Linked DNA regions of Mus musculus: region 1 is linked to region 2. Evidence: chromatin contacts called from ENCODE Hi-C or POLR2A ChIA-PET data. All regions are on one chromosome and are shown on one strand. The core of a region is the stretch at or near the end of the contact, and the rest is flanking DNA. Distances in the headings are between cores, read along the strand shown. Region 1 holds the start of Rab9 (RAB9, member RAS oncogene family). Region 2 holds the start of Trappc2 (trafficking protein particle complex 2).

Evidence for each region. A loop is a pair of places that touch in the nucleus more often than their neighbours do. ChIA-PET counts read pairs that join two places held with the same protein, here RNA polymerase II (POLR2A).
Region 1: a map of heart shows a loop between it and region 2 (2.5-fold over the local background). The contact joins the promoter of Rab9 here to the promoter of Trappc2 in region 2. A Hi-C loop is called at or near these places in 3 of 37 maps with a recorded cell type or tissue (heart and left cerebral cortex). POLR2A ChIA-PET finds 5 or more read pairs at or near these places in 4 of 5 experiments (Patski and embryonic stem cell).

The regions. Positions count from the first base shown.
Region 1 is chrX:166,478,492-166,481,283 of GRCm38, reverse strand. It overlaps Rab9 (RAB9, member RAS oncogene family), which reads left to right and starts at 1,417. Exons shown (of 3, transcript NM_019773.2): 1 at 1,417-1,744.
Region 2 is chrX:166,439,360-166,442,059 of GRCm38, reverse strand. Trappc2 (trafficking protein particle complex 2) reads right to left here and starts at 1,305. Exons shown (of 5, transcript NM_025432.4): 1 at 1,221-1,305. Ofd1 (OFD1, centriole and centriolar satellite protein) reads left to right here and starts at 1,356. Exons shown (of 23, transcript NM_177429.3): 1 at 1,356-1,780; 2 at 1,933-2,031. The coding sequence starts at 1,766.

The DNA.
Region 1 (2,792 bases), core at 168-2,667, 39 kb before region 2:
TGTGTGTAACAGTCCTGGCTGTCCTGAAACTCACTTTGTAGATCAGGCTGACCTTGAACTCACAGATATCTGCCTGCCTCTGCCTTCTGAGTGCCCGGTAAAAAGACACCACCACACCTGGTTTGAGAAATCATTTTTTATATGTAACTTTTCAACATATGATTATTTAATAATATAATTACTAATAGATTACTTATAAAATATATACATTACTGAGATTTCACATTGATAATGGGTTAGAGAAAATATCAACATTTCGATGATTTAAATGTCAGTTAATGGATAAATTGTGTACTATTTCATTCTGTTTTTCCTTGTATGTGAAAAGCATAGTCATTTTTCCCTTAGAGAAGGTCTCATATAGCCTATGTACCAACTCCCTATGTGCCATGAGGATCTTGAGCTCCTGTCTCTGCTTCTAGAATGCTAGGCTTCTGTGATGTCGGGGTTGGAACCATGATTTCATGTATGGTGGACAAGCACTCGACCTTGACTTGTATCCCAGCTCACTTTTCCATATGCAACAGATTTGTATATCGATAAACCTTTACTCAGATGTCCGTGGGGGAAATATTCTGCACACATAAAAATAGATTCCTTTTTATAAGAAAAAAAATCATTGAAATTCAAACTGGAACTCAGTATTTATTATGAGCCTTATTTTCATAATTATTCTAAAATCATACTTGTGAGAAACTTTGCTAACTGTAATCTTTCTGGCGCCTGATGAAAGGTTATTACTTGAAAATGGCTCCACAAAGAGGCAGACATTATGTAAATTGTTGTGGATCACGAAAGTGAATGTCTTCTCTTAGAAACTAAACATAATCTATATGTTTATGGGGAGCTAAGAATCTTTCTTCCAGGGACTTTTATTTTTACCACCTATGTACTCAATTCCTCATATAAATCAAAGGAATACAAACACCTCTGACCCTATATTTTGCCATTATTATTATTGTTTTGTTTGTTTTTCGACACAGGGTTTCTCTGTGTAGCCCTGGCTATCCTGGAACTCACTCTGTAGACCAGACTGGCTTCAAACTCAGAAATTTGCCTGCCTCTGCCTCCCAAGTGCTGGGATTAAAGGCGTGAGCCACCACCGCCTGCTTTTTTTTTTTTAAATGGTGCAATACTGCTACGTCATAGTACTCATATGTTCTCTACTTTAAACTTTAAGAATAAATTATTATTTTGTGACCACTGTTAGAAGAAACGCAGGTGGGAAGACCAGAGCAGCAGCTAGTACAAAGAAAAACTGCGATCTTGCAAAGCAGTCTGTGGGAAGAGCAGATTCCAGACTTCCTGGCTCAGTCTTCCTTGGGCCTAATTCCTGTGATCCAGACTAGGATCTTAGCCTTAGCGGTTGGGCTCGCAGCCGCAGGCCACGCCCACAGGAAAGACCCCGACCTACAGCTCCTGGCCTGGTGCTACCGCCACAGGCCCCTCCCCGCAGCTCCTGGCCCCGCCCTAAAGACTTAGGTCCCGCCCCTGACCCGGGTCTGGTTTTACCACTCCAGACCCTGCCTCACTGCCTCAGGCCCCGCCCCGTCGCCCCACTGTCAAGGCCTCGCCCCTCCGTCTTGGCCCCGCCCCGGCCGCCCGCCATATTGGTTCTTCTGCCCCAGTCGCTCCCTCTTGGAAGCGCTCTCGACGTTCCGGAGTCTCTGGCCTTCTTCCTGCCCTGGTTGCACCCAGGCGTGTTGGCGAGCCGCCCCCAGGACGTCCAGTGTGTGTCTGCAAGGTGAGCGGGGGTCATCCTTCCATTTGAGGTCCGGCCAGAGCTGGTTAAGAGCGCGCGTAGCCTGAGCTGAGCTGCTGGAGCGGAGGGCCGCCGGGGCGGCGGGCGAGCCAAATTGGCGCGGGTCAGTAGATTGCTGGGCAACAGGGGTAGTTAGCTTGTCCCCAAGTCTCCTGAAAATTCCTACGTCAGTAGGAAGAAAGACGGGTTTTCACATTCAAGCACGGGAAGAAGATCACACACCCAACCACTCGGGACATACACGCGCGCGCGCACACACAAACACATACACGCAGACCGACCGATCGGCCTTACTAGAGAGGAAGAGATATCCCTTCCAAAAACATCATCTCAGGAAAGAGATATACCCCAAATACTTGGGAATAGGATGGTGGAACGATGCTCACGGGACCAATGACATTACCTGGGTACACACTTACACATTAGTCTTTCCCCTAACCACACGGGGACACCCACATACTCGAGACCAAACCTTGCGCCACAGTGACTGACTAATGCTGGGGAAAGCAAGCTTGTGTTATTTGAGTTTGGCGACCTCTGACATACTACCCTTTGACCCACTCAGGTGAGAGAGCTTGGAAGATAAAGCCAGGGCAAAGACCTTGTAGGCGGTTGGGAACATCGTCAGATATCAGATCTTGGCCGAGGTTTCAAAATCGCGTTCCTTTCTTCCTTCCATCTTAGTGAAAAGACCAGAGGAGACTTTTAAGTACTGACCAAATGGTTGGTGAACGTATTATGGTTCTGTTTTGTTTTGTAAATGATGACACATCCCGTGATCATACTTCTTTTGAGGAATAACTTCTGCAAGTTTCCAAATTGGCACGTGACCAGTCTTTTCACAGCGTCCTCATAAAATCAACAGACTGAATTTGGTTTTTGTTTTGTTTTGCTGGTACAAGTTTTGTCTTTTTCCTTGCTAGCACCACTGCAATGGAAAATCCCTACACTGCCTGAAATCTCAACTAGAATTGAAGGAAACCCAGGGCTTTCAACTAAGGACTATTTACCTTTTTCTTTTCGTTCTTTT
Region 2 (2,700 bases), core at 56-2,555:
AGTTCTGGAAATCATAATTTCAAATGATGGATACCTTTAAACAATATGTTGGGAGCAGGGGGGTGGGTGGGGACTTAGACAATGAATGGTCTGAAAACAAAACAAAATAAGAGCAACTGAAGGAGCCAGTCGAGGGTGTTTTAAGCTAAGTGAGGATGAAGTGTTCTGTGGTGGGTGTTTAGTATATTCTTGAAATATAATGTCTAGTAGGAAAGGGATTTGACTAGGGATAGCTCGTGGTTCCTTATGAGCAAAATCTGCTTTGCTGGTATGGCTGCCAGGAGCTGGTGCTGAGAAACTGTGTGGTCAGCAGTGAAAGGCTGTGATCAATTAATTATTCATGTCTGGTATGGCTGTCAGGAGTTGGTGCTGAGAAACAGTGTGGTCGAATGGCTATGATCAATTATTCATGTCTGGTATGGGTTTGAGGGAGTGCAGTACATACACAAGATCAAGTATTTTTTTTTAACTCTAGACTTGACAGGCTTATTCTAAACTGCTGTAAAGGCCAAGCCCAGGGCTGACATCTGAAGTTACCAGGAAGCTAAAAATTCATATGGTGCAATGGTGGAAGACTACTAGTGCAAGAGCAGGATGAATTTAGAAATCCTTACAAGTTAAACATTTTAGTTAACAGGCAAACACAAGATAAAACGCATGCACCCCAGTTCAAAGCCGTCCATATTTATAGCAAATCTCTCTATGGAGGAACCTTTCAGAAACTTGCTCCTGACAGCTGTAAATTCAACTTGCCCCACAGATCAGCAAAACTAGTGGGGCTTTTCTATAAAATGAAGCTCCGTGCTTCTCAAGGAGATGCGCTTTTGCCCTCTTTGAGAGCATCTGTCAAAGTCTGGAGGGCGAGGTAGGGTACCACTGGCATTTAATGGAAACTGACCAAGGATGCGGTCAACCTACGATGCCCGAGACCGCTTTCTACAGTAAACCGGCTGCAAAGGGCAATGGCATTGCAATGAAGATGCACTGCGTTAGCGACCTGGAGAACGCCAAGCCTCCGTCCCAGTGCGCGGAGGTCCCCTCCAAGGGGACACGGAGGCTATACCAACTAGGAGAACGGGGATTACTCGGCGCCGGGGGGCTGGGCGTGCTGTCCCGAGTCAGGGCTGGGTAGAGGTAGAAGACCACTGTTCGCATCACGGGAGGCCTGGATGCCCCCGCGGACCCGGAACGCCCGCCGCCTGCTTCCCTCCAGAGCTCACCTGTAGGGAGGAGCCGAGATGAGAACCGGCCGCCTCTTTAATCTGCGCTCGGGAGCCTCAGCCTGGGAGTCCCAAAATCACTCTCGCGAGATCTGAGGCTATGCTCTCGCGAGACGTGGCCGGGACTGCTCGCCTAAGAGCGCGCAGGCGTCACGGAGGGCCAAAGCCTGGGCGGTTAGGCTGAGCCGGCCGAGCGGGCCGAGCGGCCGGAGCGGGCGGAGCAGGCGGCGGGCGGCGGGCAGTGTAGGGATGAGCTACGGAGCAGGGAAAACTGCCGACTGAGCGGCCGCTTCGGGGCCCTCGCTTGTCGTTTCCGTCTTTATTCCGTCCAGAGTCCCTCCTGGCTCGCGGACCCGCCCACCCTTCCCATACCGTGGGAGGAAGCGCGGCTGCTTGACGAGTTAGGGGCTGAATGTTTAGCTCTCTTGCTCCCCTAGGTCCCCAGAGACAAGCTGGATTCCGAGGTCAAGGGCTCCCTCTCCTCCTGCGCCCCGGCCCGGGCCGAGGAGTCCGACCGTGGAGGGGCGAGCTCGGGAGGAAAGCAGATGAGGATGGCTCAGGTAGTTCCACCTGCCACTTTCCAGGGTTTTTCCGATTGGACATCTCTTTGTTTTGATGTCCGTTAAGCATCTTAGGGCTTCCGGTGAGGTCACTGATTTCTGAAATTCAGGTCCACGTTGACACTAGGTAACCCATCATTTTCTCTTTTCAGTCCAACATGCCCCACAAGTCTGATGTGTTGAGTCAAGATGAACTGCGCAAAAAGCTATACCAGACGTTTAAGGATCGGGGTGTACTGGACACACTTCAGGTATCAGATTTAGGCACAATCGTGTCGTTATACTTCCACAAGTGTAACCTTTAACCGCAGGTGGCTCCACATTTAAATTCATTCATTAAGGTAGCACATAACCTGTATAATGAACACATTGCCATAAAACTAAGCTGCTGTTACAAATCTTGTTCCCAGTCTCGCTTTGATCATGCTACGTCTATGTAGTGAGCAGGAGGGGGACTTGCGAGGAACGGACTGCAGAGGGTAATGTGAGCAGAGTACTGTGGTCTACATGTCTGAGAACAACAAAATGAAGCCCAGTCTGTTTCATGATACTCCCTAGAAAAAAATCTATAGTGGAATGGTACCAGGTGTCTTGTCACACGCCTTTATCCCAGTTCTTCGGAAGCAGAGGAAGGCACATCTCTTGTGAGGGTAGCTGGGCCAAATAGCCAGTTCCAGGTCAGCCAAGACTTCATAGTGATACCCTGTGTCAGTAATAGTAAGTACACATAAGATATTTTAGAGTGTGGATATTTTAAATGAATAGCAACTGTTTATTAGAACATCTTAAGTTTGGGTAGCAGCAAGGGATGGAGTTAGTTCAATGTGTTTCCTTACAATATACCTTTTAGACTATATTTTACATATAGAATTGGAAATTAAGGAAAGGTGAGCCCAATTTTTCCCACTCTTGTTTTACTA